Linked DNA regions of Homo sapiens: regions 1, 2 and 4 are each linked to region 3. The links are chromatin contacts, found by Hi-C or POLR2A ChIA-PET in ENCODE. All regions are on one chromosome and are shown on one strand. The core of a region is the stretch at or near the end of the contact, and the rest is flanking DNA. Distances in the headings are between cores, read along the strand shown.

Evidence for each region. A loop is a pair of places that touch in the nucleus more often than their neighbours do. ChIA-PET counts read pairs that join two places held with the same protein, here RNA polymerase II (POLR2A). Pooled maps may share reads with other maps.
Region 1: a loop to region 3 is called in a map of CD8-positive, alpha-beta T cell, with 32 times the contacts of the local background. The contact joins the promoter of POLD3 here to the promoter of SPCS2 in region 3. A Hi-C loop is called at or near these places in 4 of 168 maps with a recorded cell type or tissue (CD8-positive, alpha-beta T cell and naive thymus-derived CD4-positive, alpha-beta T cell) and 16 of 50 pooled maps. POLR2A ChIA-PET finds 5 or more read pairs at or near these places in 3 of 52 experiments (MCF 10A, activated CD4-positive, alpha-beta T cell and endothelial cell of umbilical vein).
Region 2: a loop to region 3 is called in a map of CD4-positive, alpha-beta T cell, with 20 times the contacts of the local background. The contact joins the promoter of LIPT2-AS1 here to the promoter of SPCS2 in region 3. A Hi-C loop is called at or near these places in 6 of 168 maps with a recorded cell type or tissue (A673, B cell, CD4-positive, alpha-beta T cell and 2 more), 3 of 37 single-sample maps with no recorded cell type and 14 of 50 pooled maps. POLR2A ChIA-PET finds 5 or more read pairs at or near these places in 6 of 52 experiments (CD4-positive, alpha-beta T cell, MCF 10A, activated B cell and 3 more).
Region 4: a loop to region 3 is called in a pooled map, with 9 times the contacts of the local background. The contact joins the promoter of ARRB1 here to the promoter of SPCS2 in region 3. A Hi-C loop is called at or near these places in 8 of 50 pooled maps. POLR2A ChIA-PET finds 5 or more read pairs at or near these places in 2 of 52 experiments (OCI-LY7 and T-cell).

The regions. Positions count from the first base shown.
Region 1 is chr11:74,590,536-74,594,760 of GRCh38, forward strand. POLD3 (DNA polymerase delta 3, accessory subunit) reads left to right here and starts at 2,047. Exons shown (of 12, transcript NM_006591.3): 1 at 2,047-2,183; 2 at 3,526-3,581. The coding sequence starts at 2,124. RefSeq lists an enhancer at 1,709-2,342.
Region 2 is chr11:74,492,065-74,496,192 of GRCh38, forward strand. LIPT2-AS1 (LIPT2 antisense RNA 1) reads left to right here and starts at 1,316. Exons shown (of 2, transcript NR_171028.1): 1 at 1,316-1,909. LIPT2 (lipoyl(octanoyl) transferase 2) reads right to left here and starts at 1,660. Exons shown (of 2, transcript NM_001144869.3): 1 at 1,174-1,660; 2 at 1-300. The coding sequence starts at 1,639. The coding sequence ends at 71. RefSeq lists silencers at 1,426-1,535, 1,646-1,895.
Region 3 is chr11:74,947,382-74,951,285 of GRCh38, forward strand. SPCS2 (signal peptidase complex subunit 2) reads left to right here and starts at 1,885. Exons shown (of 5, transcript NM_014752.3): 1 at 1,885-2,018. The coding sequence starts at 1,905. It overlaps XRRA1 (X-ray radiation resistance associated 1), which reads right to left and starts at 1,710. Exons shown (of 19, transcript NM_001378157.1): 1 at 1,547-1,710. RefSeq lists enhancers at 1,078-1,932, 1,430-1,479, 1,600-1,659, 1,790-2,009, 1,933-2,787 and 1 more.
Region 4 is chr11:75,349,528-75,353,322 of GRCh38, forward strand. It overlaps ARRB1 (arrestin beta 1), which reads right to left and starts at 2,134. Exons shown (of 16, transcript NM_004041.5): 1 at 2,061-2,134. The coding sequence starts at 2,080. RefSeq lists enhancers at 1,275-1,324, 2,387-3,342 and a silencer at 1,875-2,154.

The sequences.
Region 1 (4,225 bases), core at 797-3,296, 360 kb before region 3:
ACTCCAACCTGGGGAACAAGAGCAAAACTCTGTCTCAAAAAAAAAAAAAATTATTATTTTTTGAGACAGGGTCTCACTCTGTCACCCAGGCTGTATGCAGTGGCATGATCAAGTGCTCACTGCAACCTCTACCTCCTGGGCTCAATCCATCCTCCCACTTCAGAACTGGGACCACAGACCACAGACCACAGGCTCGTGCCACCATGGCTTTTTTTTTTTTTTTTTTTAGTAGGGACGGAGTTTCAGTATGTTGCTCAGGCTGGTCTCGAACTCCTGGGGCTCAAGTGATCCACTTGCCTTGGCCTCCCAAAGTGCTGGGATTATAGGTGTGAGCTACTGTGCCTGGCACTGCTACCCTATTTTATTTTATTTATTTATTTTGAGGGGGGTCTCACTCTGTTTCCCAGGCTGGAGTGCAGTGGCACCATCTCAGCTCACCGCAACCTCGGTCTCCCAGGTTCAAGTGATTCTGCTGCCTCAGCCTCCCGAGTAGCTGGGATTACAGGCGTGTACCACCACACCTGGTTAATTTTTGTATTTTTAGTAGAGACGGGGTTTCGCCATGTTTGCCAGGCTGGTCTCGAACTCCTGACCTCAGGTGATCTGCCTGCCTCGGCCTCCCAAAGTGTGGGATTACAGGTGTGAGCCACTGCGCCGAGCCATTTTATTTTATTTTTAGACGGAGTCTCTCTCTGTTTCCCAAGCTGAAGTGCAGTGGCATGATCTCGGCTCACTGCAACCTCCACCTCCTGGATTCAAGACATTCTCATGCCTCAGCCCTGGGAGTAACTGGGACTATAGGCACGTGCCACCACGCCCGGCTAATTTTTATATTTTTAGTAGAGACAGGGTTTCACCATGTGGGCCTGGCAGGCCTCGAACTCCTGACCTCAGGTGATTCATCCCCCTAGGCCTCCCAAAGTGCTGGGATTACAGGCGTTAGCCACCGCGCCCGGTCTGCTACCCTATTTTAAACCACCACTATCTTTCACTTAAAAATCTCAGAATGTAAGTTACATGTGAACAGGCTCGGTTTATTATTGCTCATAGCTGCAGCCCCAGCACCTCAACACTCAGAATAGTATCTGGCCTTTCTCAGGATTTTGCTATGCTTTGAATGAATGCATGTCGCGACAAGCCTTTGAAGTAGGTACTGTTATTATTCCCATTTTATAGATAAGGAAATAGGCTCCTAGTGGCTAAAGAATTACCTAAGTTTACACAACAAACAGCAAAACCAGGATTCAAACCCAGTAAGTCTGACTCTAGAGCCCACTCTCTTACGCACTACACCTGCGATACTGAACTGCACCGGCTTATGCTGAAGTCAATTATTAAAGATTTTTGCGGGGGTGATACTAGGAGAAATTTGAGTTGAAATTCCCCAACCTGATAACTTTTCTCCAAGTTTTCCTGAGAACACAGCTCAAGCGCCTCTTCACAGTCTCCTAGGCACAACGATTTGGTTTCTCCCAAGTCTCTCTCATCCGCCTCTTCTCCTAACAATCCAGAGATAATGAACTCTTTTCCAGCAAATTCTCCTGCTTCTATCCGAAACACTCAGCCTCTCCTCAACCCCTCTGGAAAAACCTTCCCTAATTTCTCAACTCTGAGGGATTATAACAGGCAGTACTTTTCCCCAGTTGGCAGCACTACTAAAATTACTTGTTTTCAATAGTCTCCCCTTTATCCTGGCTTTCCCGGGTTTCATCACGCGCAGCCAACCTCGGTAGGGAAATATTATACCCAATGACATCTGTTGAGAGACCATATTCACTAATGTTTATTACAGTATAATAATAATTGTTCTATTTTATCGTTAGTTATTTTTGTTAATCTCTTACTGTGCCTAATTTATAAATTAAACTTTATCATAGGTACGTAGGTATAGGAAAAAACCAGCCAGGAGGCCCCGCACTTCGGTGTTTTCTACTAGCTCTGCCTACCTCCGTCTGCGCCGTCTCCCTGACTAGTTTGACCCTTCGAGGGCCGCCGTAGTGCGTCGCCTCCGTTGCCGGGGAAACGACCCGGGACCTGGGAGGGAGCAAAGACGTTTCCCGCCGGCGGGAGCTGTGGCTGTGATTGAGAGAGGGGTTAGAGGCGGGTCCCAGCGCTGCCGCACCATGGCGGACCAGCTTTATCTGGAAAATATAGACGAGTTCGTCACGGACCAAAACAAGATCGTGAGCAGCTACTACTGGGGAACGCGGGCGTGCGACCGGGGTCCTGGGCCCGGCTAGGGCGGCGGGAGCCTTGACCCTCTGTCTGCTTGTGGCTTCGTGGGGACCAGGGGAGACAGGTCCCCACGAGGGGACCTGGGCGAGCTCTGTGCCCCAGAGCGAGCGAGGACTCGTCGGGAAGGTCCTCCAGCACACACGGAAGTCCGCGTCCCTTGGGTGGGCGTGCTGGGAACAGAGCCTGGGGCTGGAGCCGCGGAGACCGGGCGCGGAGGGAGGGCCGTTGGCTGAGAGTTCTAAGGCGTCCCTACACCTTTCTTTTAAGGTGGTTGGCGTTTAAAGTTTTAAGTTTACAGTTGAGGAAATCGTGTCTTAACTGTGTTAAGTTACAAGTTGCGTAACCTCCAGATACTGTTTCCTCTTCCTGGAAATTTAAGCATTGATAGAGGTTTGATCCGCTTCACACGGGTGAGGAAAAGATCGAGCGAATTGATGGATGTGAGTGCACTTTGCAAACCGTGATGATTGAGTGCCTGCTGTGTGCCAAGGCACTTTAATCTTTACAGTGACCTCCCCGCACCCCATCCCAGGTCGGTGGTGGTATCCCGAGATGAGGAAATTGAAGCTGAGGGGCCAAATAACTTGTTTATTTGCGTTTGGTAAGGGATAGGCAGTTTTTCAACCTAGGTCTGTCCTCTTACTAATGCTTTCTTCTACATCACACTGCCTTTGCCTAACCTGTGCAAGTCTTCTAACTATTGGAAGCTTGACATTTGGAATTGGAAGAGACTTTGAGAGAAGAGAGTGCAGGCATCCTGGGTCTAGGAGGGATGAAGGCTTGATGCTGGTAGTTCCCAATCTAATCTCTTATAAAAATATTTACCCACTTTTTTCGTTTCCTGACCCCTGCACCACCTGTGCCCTTTAATGTTTGCATGGGTGCAACTTTCTTTAGAAGTTTCTGAGACATCACACTTCAAAGTCATCTAGCTTCTGAATGAGTTTTAGGATGGCTTTGGCTGGTGGCCCCCAAAAAAAACATCATGAGGAAAGGGCCTGAGTAAAACAAGGAATGTGAGGAAAATGAGAGTTTTTTCTGTTAGGTATGTTCAGCTTGTCTTTTTAGATTACTTTTCATTAGTTCATGAAACAAACTTCTTAGCATTTTTAAGATAAATAGGTCCTGCCTACCCAGATAGATAGTTCTTGGGAAAACTGCAGTGGCATTTATTGTAATTTGTAAGGCATAATCATCTAAGAATAGGAATCTTTAGCAACAGACCTTCGGGACTGATGTGCACTCTGGAGTCATCTAATAAAACATTTGAAAAATTTTTTCTTGTTACAGGTGACATACAAATGGCTGAGCTATACACTAGGGGTTCATGTTAACCAGGCCAAACAGTAAGTCCAATTTACTACCAATTTTAATCATATTGGAATTTTTTTTTGTTTTGTTATGCTTTGCTTTTAACTCTACAGATAGCCTACATAGATTAGAGCTAATTTGGTTTGCTGGCAATCATTGGTATTTCTTGGCTTGTAGCTGCGTAATTCCAATCTCTGCCTTCATTGTCATGGCATTCTCCCTGTATATCTGTATCTTTGCACGTCCATCTTATATGAACACCAGTCATACTGAATTACGAATCCACCCTACTCCAATATGACCTTGTCTTAACTAATTACATGTGCTATAATTCTATTTCTAAATAAGGTCACATTTTAAGGTATTGGGGGTTAGGGCTTTAACATTACCTTTTTGGAGACATGATTCAGTCTGTAATATGGATACAACAAGTTTTGTTTATTCATCATTAATGGACATTTGGGTTATTTCCATATTTTGACTGCTATGAATGATGCTGTTATGAACATTCATGTATAAAACATTCATCTATAAGTGTTTATATGAACATATATTTTCAGTTATCTTGGGTATTTGTGTTAGTCCATTCTCATGCTGCTATGAAGACACACCTGAGATTGAATTTATAAAGACGAGGTTTAATTGACTCACAGTTCCGCATGGCTGGGGAGGCCTCAGG
Region 2 (4,128 bases), core at 66-2,565, 460 kb before region 3:
TTCAGTAGGTGACTCAAGTCAGACTTCATGCTTCCCAAGGCAGGAGCATCCTGGCTGTTATGAGTACTCTTCAGTTGGGGCTGTCCTCTGAGATCAGTGTGCACTTGTAGATCTCCTTAAAGGCCACAAGGAAAGGTGGCATTACTTCTTCCACGGTGACGTGCCTCTGGAGCTCCTTACTCAAGGAAGTGACGCCTGTCCCAACCAGTCCACAGGGCACGATGTGCTCAAACCACGTGAGGTCGGTAGAGCAGTTGAGAGCCAGGCCGTGGGATGTGATGTGCCTTCCACAGCGGACTCCTGCAAGGCAAGCCAAAGGGTCTTAGAGTAGATACCCTCCACTCTCCGGGCTTTGGTGTCCCTCTCAGGGCGATGAGAAAACTGGATTAGATCACCGGTTTTCAAATTTTGTTTCTGGAGAAACAAGGGATTGTACTCAGATGGGAAAAGGAAACAAATGAAAGGAAGGGGTGCGTGGCTTCAAGCAGCTGCACTCATCATGAGGATTCCAGGAAATGTCTTTTAACAGATTCCAATACTTAAAAAAAAAAAAGCTTGGGGACAGGCGCAGTGGCTCACGCCTGTAATCCCAGCATTTTGGGAGGCCGAGGCGGGCGGATCACGAGGTCAGGAGATCGTGACCATCCTGGCTAACACGGTGAAACCCCATCTCTACTAAAAATACAAAAAATTAGCCGGGCTGGTGGTGGGCGCCTGTAGCCCCAGCTACTCTGGAGGCTGAGGCAGGAGAATGGCGTGAACCCGGGAGGCGGAGCTTGCAGTGGGCCGAGATTGCGCCACTGCACTCCAGCCTGGGTGACAAAGCGAGACTCTGTCTCAAAAAAAAAAAAAAAAAAAAGTTTGAAAATTAGCACCCTTATTTGCCATGACATTGTCATTCGCAGGACGTAACCTGGCAATTCACTTCTCTTGTCTCTCCCTTAACAGAAATGCGTGTTGGACTAGATGTGAGGAGCCTTCTGCTTCTGAATATACGATATCTGAAAAGGGGCTTAAAAACTCAAACGCAGCGGGTAGCTGTGATTCAAAACCCGCGCTAGATACGCCTCCTCCCGGCCCTCACCTCCGTTGGTCCAGCCCCGTCAGACCCCGCCCCCAGGCCTCAAGCTCCGACCTCGGCTCTCAGGTACCGCCCTGCTCCGCGGCGCTCACCGATCGCGCAGATCTTGCGATCGTCTAGCCAGACGCCAGTGTAGGGCGGGGGCCGCGCGCGGGCGTCCTGCAGGCCCTGGAGCTCGCACAGGCGCACGGCGCACGCCTCCAGCGACGCTACGTGCATGCGCAAGCGCAGGCCGAGACGCCGCAGGTCGAGTACCGGGTGGCAAAGCAGCTGGCCCGGGCCGTGGAAGGTGGCCAGGCCACCGCGGCCTGTGACGCGCACCTCGGCGCCCAAGGCCCGTAGCCGCGCAGTTTCCTCGGGCGTCAGGCCGCCGCGCAGCCCGGCCGTATACACGGGCCCCGCGGGCTCGCAGAGCAGGAGCGCGCCCGCCTCAGTCCCCGACGGGGCCTCAATGCCTGGCTCGGCCTGCAGCCGCCGCAGCCAGCGGTCCTGCAGCCCCAGTAGCTCGGCGTACGGCACCCGACCCAGGCGCACCAACCGAACGGCGGGTTGCCGCATCGTGCCCACCGTTGCGTCCGCGGGGCCCCGCCCTCTCCGTGGGCCTGGGGGCGTGGCCTGAGGGGCGGGGACTCGGGGGCACACCCCGAGCCGCAGCTCCCAGGTGCGTGTTAAAAGCTGGAGGGGGGATATGTGATCCCAGGACCAAAAGCGCGGGGCCAGACTCATCGGTTCATTCAACAACCAGTATTTAGTGCCTGCTGTGTTCTGCAGGCCCTGCCATAGGCGCTTGATACAGCGGTGCATAGCGTATGAGAAAGATCTGTCCTGGTAAGCTTACATTCTTACAGCAGACGATAAGTATTTTAAGTGTTAAGTAAATAAGGTTATTTCACGTATAAGGTGTTAAATGCTATGAAAAGAAAAATAAAACAGGGTAACGTGGTGTGTCCTGTGTTGAGCCCCTGGGGGACGCAAGAGGGAGATTAGCTTGCCTACAAGGTTATTGGTGGAGGTAGGGAGAACTTAAAGATCAGCACCTGTAAGAAAGTGAAGGAAGCAGGAATTTGTAGGCAGAGGAAGAAGTTGGCCTGCAAAACAGTTGCAGCAGAGGCCTTGACCAATCCCAAGGCATGCTTGGAGCCTAGGATGACCCTTCAGAGTAGTTCCACATTAAAGCAAGGGGGCCAGAAACTCTTATCCTTGCATTGACCAGTCATGGATACAGGCTACACCTGGGGAGGAGCTGTGATTTTTTTTTTTTTTTTTTTTTTGGCAAGACTGCTTCCCTCGGTGGAGGGCGGCCCCCAGAGAAGGACTCAGTTGTGTATCATCAGTAACCAACTCCAGAAGCTGAGGGAATGACTGTCTAGGCCCTGAGGGGGTGTCTGGACCACAACATCAGCTATGTTGCAGTTAGAGTATCATTTAAACAAGTCTGAATTCAATGAATTTTTACTGAGGACTTTTCAGACACCATAGGTGTCTGAAAAACATTTCATAAACATAGACATAAAGATCCTAAGCAAATATTAGCAAATCAAATCCAGCAATTTATAAAAGGATTAATACATCATGATGAAGTAGGGTTTATCCCGGGAATGCAAGGTTGGTTTTGCATTCTGAAATCAAACAATGTAATTTACCTTAAAAGAGAAAAGCCTTCATTGGAAGAAATAATAAAAATTTTTTTTAAAGAAAAGCTATGATTATGTTAAAAAATACAGATAAATCTATTGGCAAAAATAAACACCTCTTCTGACCAAAATACTTAGCAATCTAGGAATAGAAGAGAAATTTTCCAGTCTGATGAAGGGTTCAAATTATCAATCAGGGTTTGGACAAGAGAAATCACATATGTACTATTTTAATTAAATGTTTTATTTGAGAAAATTGGACACTCATATGCAGTTGTAAGGAATAATATGGACAGATTATATGTACCCTTTACCCAGCTTCCCCCAATGGAAACACCTTGCAAAACTGTAGTACAATATCACAACCAGGATACTGACATTGATAAAGTCAAGATGCAGAACATTTTCATCACCACAAGGATCCCTCATGTTGCTCTTTGTAGTTACACTGCTTCTTAATTCCTGGCAAACGTCTGTGTTGTATAGATGGAATCATACAGAGTGCAACCTTTTAGAATTTTTTTTTCACTCAGCATAATTATCTGGAGACTCATCCAAGTTGTTGCATGTATCAATAGCGCGTTTCTTTTTATTGATGAGTAGTAGTCCATAGTATGAATGTACCACAGTTTGTTTAGCCATTCACTCACTGAAGAACACCTGGGTTGTTTCCAGTTTTCAGATATTCTGAGTAAAGGTACTGTAAACATTTGTGTACAGGTTTTTGTGTGAACTAAGTTTTCATCTCTCCGGAATAAATGCCCAGGAGTGCAGTTGCTGGGTTGCATGGTAGTTACATGTTTCGTTTTTTAAGAAACTGCCAAAATGCTTTCCAGAGCGGCTGTACCATTTTACATACCCACCACCAGTGTATGAATGATCAAGTTTGTCTGCATCCTCATGAGCATTAGCTTTTATTTTAGCCATTCTAATAGGTGTGTGGTGGTGTCTTATTGTGATTTTAATTTGTATTTCCCTATTGACTAATGATGTAAGACATCTTTTCATGTGCTTATCTTCCATGTGTATATTCCCTTCAGTGAAATGTCTGTTCATGTCTTTTGCCCATTTTCTAATTAATTGTTTTTCGTACTGTTGAGTTTTGAGATATCTTTATATATTCTAGATATTAGCCCTTTGTCAAATATGTGCTTTGTAAACAGTTTCTCACAGTGTATGGCTTGTATTTTCATCCTCTTAACCGTATCTTTTGCAGAGCAAAAGTTTGTCATTGTGATAAGGTCCAATTTATCCACTTTTCCTTTTATTGATGCTTTTGGTTTAATAACTCTTTGCCCAGCCCTAGATCCTGAAGACATTCTACTGCCTATTTTTTTAAAGATTTTTTATTTTACATTTAAGTCTATGATACATTTTGAGTTAATTTTTTATTTATTATTATTATACTTTAAG
Region 3 (3,904 bases), core at 635-3,134:
CAGGTGTGGTGGCATGTGCCTGTAGTCCCAGCTACAAAGACTACAGCTTGGGAGGCTGAGGCACAAGAACTGCTTGAACCCAGGAGGCAGAGGTTGCAGTGAGCCAAGATCCCACCACTGCACTCCAGCCTGGGTGACAGAGTGAGACTCTGTCTCAAAAAATAAAAAATAAAATAAAAAGTGACTAGGGCAATGCTGTATCATCTCACTTTATTTTAAATAAAAGAAAAATGAGAAGTTGTAAAAGATAAACTGCAACAACAAGCTACAGGGGATCTGACTAGTGTCCACGGATTGCTTCACAGAGGTAATGAAATATCATCTGATGTTATTGCTATTTAGTGATATTTATTTTCTTTTTAGTAATAATTTAGTTATTTAGTGATAATTATTTTCTTTTCTTTCTGATCTCGGCTCACTGCAACCTCCGCCTCCCCGGTTCAAGCAATTCTCCTGCCTCAGCCTCCCAAGTAGCTGGGATTACAGGTGCCCGCTACCACGCCCGGCTCATTTTTGTATTTTTAGTAGAGACGGGGTTTCACCATGTTGGCCAGGCTGGTCTTTAACTCCTGACCTCAGGTGATCCGCCTGCCTTGGCGGGGATTACAACCATGAGCCCCCACGCCCGGCCGAGATAATTATTTTCACATGAATTTTGGCTTCCCCAAGACAAGTTTTTGTCTGTTTTATTCAGGGATATATCCCTGGTGACTAGAATAGTGCCTGTTACATAGTAAGAAACTCAAAAATATTTGTTTAATTCTTTAGACGCTTATGGGGGATATATAGGAATTAAAAAACAATACAACGTAATAGAGCATGGTATAATACAATACTGCTATTTGATAACTCTGTCATGGAGTAGTAGTTCCACCAGAGTAGCAACCAGGTCTATCTTGATCCCCTGTATCCGTTAGTACAATATTGGTGCTCAATATACATTTGTGAAAAAAATTAATTAAAATACAACGTAATAGAGCATGGTATAATACAATACTGCTATTTGATAACTCTGTCATGGAGTAGTAGTCCACCAGAGTAGCAACCAGGTCTATCTTGATCCCCTGTATCCGTTAGTACAATATTGGTGCTCAATATACATTTGTGAAAAAAATAATTAAAATCTAGAATACTATTACATCCTAAAACCGTAAAAGCAGAGTGTCAGAAGGGATATATATTGGTTTTGATTTTTTTTAAATGCCGGCTTGAAAACCGAGTTCAGATACATGCTATCTGGCTTTGGGTAGGTTCTTTAGTTTCCTCCTCATCTAACAGGGCTGTTGTGGGACTCAGTGAGAGAGAGGATGGCTGGAAGTGCACATAGGATACTGCCTGGCAGACTGTAGGCACTCAGTAAACGCGAGTTCTCCGTTAACACGAAAACATTACAAACAGCTAAAATGACAGCTGCTTGAGAGAATAATCGGTAAGTGCCACAACCGGGCTAGAAAAGGATGAAGGACAAGCTCCTGCCCACTCCTTTGGAAACTCCACACCTGGGCCGGAGAAAGACTCGAATTCGAAAACTAAGTTTCAGTCGCACCTGCCTCCGGCGTCGCTTCAGCCTCCGAGGGGTCTGCGGAGGCGACGTCCCAGTCAGGAGGGATGCGCGCCTGCGAGCCCCCCGGGGATCTCGGAGCCGCTCCACTGCGGTGCCTGCCGCTATCTTCCCCACGCCTTAGTAACTGCGACGCGACGGCAGACAGTGTAGGCGGCAACCGACGGCCGGGACGTCTAACCTCAAGTCCCAGCAAGCCCCGCGGCCACGTCCTCTGACTACCTCGCGCCAGCAAGACCCAAACTACGGATCCCGATTGACTCCGCGCGGCGCGTCACGCTGTCAGCTCCAGCCAATCGGCTTCAGACAAGTCGGAGGGGAGGGAGACGCAGAGGCGGACAAGATGGCGGCGGCAGCTGTACAGGGCGGGAGAAGCGGTGGTAGCGGAGGCTGTAGTGGGGCTGGTGGTGCTTCCAACTGCGGGACAGGAAGTGGCCGTAGCGGCTTGTTGGATAAGGTGAGGAGCCGGTTCTTGGGAACAGTTGAATCCTGGGGAGGCCTGGGAGGCGGCGAGCCAACCTTCCCATCCCGGTCTCCCTTATTTTCTACGGCCTTTTGAGGGGAGCCCTTGTGTGACCACTATCACAACCCTACGCACGCTTGGAGCCTGCCCTTGCCCTCATCACACTTCAAACCTGGACCCGGTCCTCTTTAGAACTTCTTCTTTTCTCGCAAGTGTTCTGGTCCTGGTCGCCACACCTTTTTCGGTAATTTGATTTTTCCTATATTTAATCGTGTCCATCTCTTTTCTCCTGGGGGGCTGGGTGCACTGTTGTCAGTGCCCATTTCACAGACACGGAAAACCGAAGCCCAAAGATTAAAGAATCAGTATCCCCCAAACTCTCTACCACCATCACCCTTGCGTGCTGCTACAGATTCCAAAGTGCTTCTTGTCCTTTTGCTTACTGAAGTTTTTAGGCGTTTTATCATGATAGGCGAATACTGAAAATATTTGAGTATTGACTGTTCTACTGGGCTGACAAGAAGCCTTTAAGATTTTTCTTTTTTTCCTGTTGTTTTTCCCCGCCCTCTCCTCTCTTCCCTCCACCTCCCTCTTTGCTACCAAGTGCACTGCTGCCCGCTCACGCTTGCCCCTTTCCTCCCTCTGCTCATCCAAAAAAATTTTTTTTAACTGCAGTCCTAGCAACAAGGGTTTAAAAGAAAAGAAAAAAAGGAAAACTGTCCCTGGGTTGGCCTTTCTTGCTCTTTGCACAGCATCTTGGAAGAAACAGTTGCACGGAGAACAACGTCCTGGTGTTGATTTTGCCTCTAATTAGCTTTGTGACCTTGAAATATGCTTGCTCTCTCTATATCTGTTTTCTCATCTGCAAAGTGAGAGATTTAGCCTTAAAATGAGGGACTTAACTCTAAATTCCCTTCCAGTTCTCTCATTGTAGGGCCCTGGGCTGGTTTGATGAGAATTGTTAAGCATGGTGTCTTTAATATAGTAAGCAGAATTTTTGAATATAATTGAAAACAGCTTTCAGACTTCCCTGTGCATAACACATGGTAGGTGCTTAAGAAATGAAAACATGATTATGTTGAGGGGTTAAGATCCAGGTCTTTTTACTTGTCTTTTTGAGTGTCATTGGTTTTGAAAGACATGGTTCTCACACTCTTCTCTTGTGAGAGGGGTCACGCTCCATTGCCCAGAATGGATCTTAGCTCACTGCGGCCTTGAACTCTTAAGCTTAGGTGATCTTCCCACCCCAGCTTCCTGAGTAGCTGGGACTGCAAATGTGCACCACTATGCCTGACTAATTTTTTTGCTTTTAACTTTTCTGTAGAGTCAGGGTCTTACTGTGTTGCCCTGGCTGGTCTCAAATTCCTGGGCCTCAAGAGATCCTCCCACCTTGGCTCCCCAAAGTGCTGGGATTACAGGCATAAGTCACCATGCACCTGGCCTCACACTCAAACCTTAAGATACAGAAACATATTCTGGAGGTTGGGATGGTAAATTGCTTCAAGACATGTGAGAGTATGGGGAATTGATGGTCATTTGTGTACACAAATCCTTCCCTCTTGCTAGGTAAGCACCTCATAGCCTGTGCTTACCTGCCCCACTAACTGCTCTTGCTCTTCCTTGCACTTGGATCATCATCAGCAAACATTAAGTATGGGCATTCTGCTAAGGCAGTATAGAATACTATTATTATGGAATAGTGTATATGGCACCATTGTGTTATTGAAAGAACCCGGATGTGGGGATCATAAGATTTCAGCTTTGAAGTATTTCTGCTACTTGCTAACAGTATGAAGATTGGCAAGTCACTTAACCTTTCTTCATTTGGAATTTTGGAATCTCTGGCACCTAGATCACAGGGTTTTGGGAAGAACCAAGTA
Region 4 (3,795 bases), core at 884-3,383, 400 kb after region 3:
ACTTATCCCCCAAGTCACAGAGAGGTACAGAGAGACCCAAGAGAGGCTGAGTCACTCCGATCACAAGGCAGCCTAGGAAGGACAATGGAGTGGAGAATGGCTCCGACTCCCTGCTATGCCCTGCAGGAAGAAAAGCCTGACCTCATGGGTCAAGAGGGTCTTAATTTCAGGGCAGATGGATGTGGCTGGGGAAGGAGTCACATACCTTCCTACTGAGGACAGAGGCCTAGGTCACAGTGCTGGCCAGCCAGCTGCAATGGGGACTAGCCATCAAGGTTCATGCAGACACAGCATGATCTTCTGCCGTCCCCCCCAAAGCCTGGGCCTCCAGCACAGAGCAGGGCTCCCCTCCCTGGCCCATGAGGGGCCTGGCAGTGCCCTAGGGCCATCCACAGAGACATGACCAAGTGGACTCCAGCCTCCGCCCTGCCTCTGGCCCCTTTTGACCTTAGGCAAATCACATGGCCTCTAGCCCTCTGGTTCCTCTGCTAGAAAACAGGAAGAGGAAAATTAACCTCCTGGAAGAGCTGTCAGGAGGATGGCTGGAAAGTAGTTTCTAAACATTAAGAGCCTGAGTTGCCTCTGAGCCTGTTTCCTCCTCTAGAAAATGGAAATAATCTCTGCAAGCCCTTTCTCACACTGTGGAGAGAGAGTCTTAGATGGCAGTGGGTGAGAAATAGCTTTGTCAGTGGCCCTGAAAGGTGGTGCCCACCGGGGTGGTGTCTCTCTAGTCTGTTAGCTCCTTCAGGGGAGGAGTGGGCCTTGCGCATCTTTGATCCCCCACACTACGCCTAGTATACAGCAAGAGCTTAATAATAAATGGAAACGAGGAGAGGGGAGGGGAGGAAAGGAAGGAGGCAGAAGTCGGACACAAGAATAGAAGAGAAAGACAGAAAACAATGAGAAAGAGGGGGAGCCCAGGGAGAGGCTGCTGTGCCCACTTAGGGGGTGGGGAGGGCAACGGGGAAAATAGGGTGGCAACGCTGAGCCCCTGACCAGCGCTGGTCCTGTCTGAAGGGCTGCCCCCAGGGGCTGTCCTGCTCCAGCCCCCTCCTCCTTTTGTCCCAGTTTCCCCTTTCAGAGGCAGAGACTGTTTCTGAGTATTTCAGGACAGGTTCTAGGAGAACGGGAGGGGTTCTCCCAGCCCTAGGTTCAAAACAGCCCCTGGCCAGCCACTCCTCAGGAGGTCAGAGGGAAAGGGAACAGAGTAGATGGATGGGATCTATTTGGATGAAATGCGATCTGTTTTCCCCAGGCTGGGGGTGGCGGGGGGCGCTCTACCCTGTGTGATGTGTGTGTTTCCACTTCTGGCCATGTGGGGCCTGAAGCGTGTGTGTCAGCGGGCCTTGGGCTAGCAGCTCGTGCCTGTGGGGTGCCAGTCTTTGAGGGCATCAGTCTGATTGTGTCTGTGGGGGTCAGTGTTGGTGTGGCCTTGCGCTCCGCTGTGTTGGTGAGACATGCCAGCACAAGTGTGTGTGCCAGTGAGGGTGATGTGTGTGCCAGCAAGAGTGTTTGCTACAGCGAGTGCAGGTGACAGTGTGCGTATCAGTGTATGCCCACACGTGTGTGCCAGCACGAGGGTGTGCTAGAATTGGTGTGTGTTGGATTGTGAGCTGTGCATGCCAACAAGGCTGTCAGCAAGAATGTGTTGACCGAGGCGTGTATGACGGCGTGCCACTGCGTGTGATGAGCGTGTGCTAGCGGTTGCCAGTGTGTGCGCCAGCATGCCTGTGCCACGGGTTAGTGTGCCCGTGCGTGTATTGTGTGTCAACCTGCCCCCGTGCGTCTCTGCGGCTGCCGGCCAATGCTGGGTGTCAGCGAGCTGTGTGTCCGGGCCAGGAGCTGCGGCCCACATGGGGCGGCCCGGCCCTCGCCCTTTGGGTCCCCCCGCCCACGGCCCTGCCGGGGAGACCACACAGGAGACCTCGGGTGGAGGAGAGCTGGTACTAGATCCCGCGGTGGCCGCGAACGCAGAACCAGGACGCAATCGGAGCCCCCGCCCGTGTCCTCGCCGAGGTCGCCCCCACGCGCCCCCCGCCGGGCGGCCGCCCTGCACTCACCGGGTCCCTTTGTCGCCCATGGTCCGCGACGGTCGCAGGGAGGTCCGCGGCGTCAGCGCCCAGGCTGGAAAATCCCCAGCCAGCAGGAGGAGCGCGGGCCAGCCCGCTCCCGGCTCCCTGCTCCGCCTCCTCCGCTCTCCCGGCCGCCGCCGCCGCCCCCGCCCCCGGTCCCCGCCCGCCGCCCGCCGCGTCGAGCAGCGCAGCGCCCGGGCCGCGGCCAGGGGCGTGGAACCGCGCGGGGTGTGTGCGTGTGTGTATGTGTGTGTGTGTGCGCGTCTGCGTGTGCGCGCGCCGCCCAGCGAGGCAGGGCAGCGCGGCGGGACGCGTCAGGGCCCCAAGGTCGGCGTTTGTGGTGGGGGAGGGGGTCCACCCGCGTGCGAGTCCGTGTGAGAGTGTGTGTGTGTGTGTGTGGTGGTGGTGGTGGTGGTGTGGTGTATGTGAGGGCGCACGGCTGTGTGCGGGCCCTATTAGGGAGTGTATTGGTGTGGATGGAGGAGTGTGCACGTCTTTGTGCAGTTGTGCGTGTGTGCGCACGGCCGTGGGTGCGAGCGCGCTCTCCCGCGCATGCCGGGGCAGCCTTTGTGTGTGCGGGTGGTTGGAAGCCGAGGGTCTGGCGACCCCGAGGCCGCGCTCCCTGCGGCCCCTCGCTTAGCTGGAGACCCCGGGATGCCTGGCAAGGCCTTCGCCCTGTGCTCCACCCTTCCCCATTCCACCCACCCCACCCCCTTCTACTGGAGAGATAACACCCAGCCACACAACAGGGACAGGAAGAAGGGGCGGAGGGGGCAGTAGACGGCCTTGACACTGGGGAACTGAGCGGAGACCCGCGGCCAGCAGGGGCTGCAGGAGGCCGCCCAGGAAGAGGAAGCTGTGAGAAGTGAGAAGAGGCGATAAAGGAAGAGGGCAGAGCTGGCCCGCTGCTGTGACCGGGTAGCACCGTGGAAAGCGCCCATGCCCAGCTCCATGGCTCGCTGTGGGTGACCCTGTGCACTAAGCTTCTGAGAACCCATGTCCGGACCTGTAAAGTGAGGATACACTAATATCAGCCTGCAGAATTGTTAATAGGTTGAAAGAACTCGCTTGTGTTTGCTGGCCTCCCCTGAGCGCCTGCATACAGTAGGTGCCCAGTAGATGTTAGCCCACTTCTCTGCAGGCTTCTTGATGTCCTGTGAAATCTTGGCTGGGACCCTGCTTTGTCTGAGGTGCCTTCCTGCTTTGCAGGTAGTGGGAAACGGTAAGGTCTTTACCACACCCTCACTACTGAGATTTGGCTAATTATCCCGGATAGGTCCCTGATATCTAAGTATTAAGGGGAAAGTAAGCTATCATTTACTCTGATGCTGTTGTGAGTATGTAAACATCTCCTGTAATTATGCTCAGAAGCAGTTACCTATACTGTTTATATGCAGTATAATTACTATAATTATGTCCAGATTTGGCAGAGGGGCAGGGGGAGGCTGATGGGTAGGCAGGGTGGCCCACCTCTGGGCAATGTTAGGAGCTAGAGAGTATGGATGAAAGCCCAGAACCCTCCTCCCAGTCTTGGCCTCTGGGTTTCACCCTCTACAGAGGAAGAAGAGGAAGCCACCTGTTGTTTCTGCAGGGCTCAGAGATCTGGAAAGGAGCAGACTAGAATCTTCTTTGATGACAGGAGATCCCTAACCAGGATGGTGAAGCCAGGTCCTGCCACTCTCCACATCAGTTTCCCCACCTGTAAAACAGGTTTGACCAAACC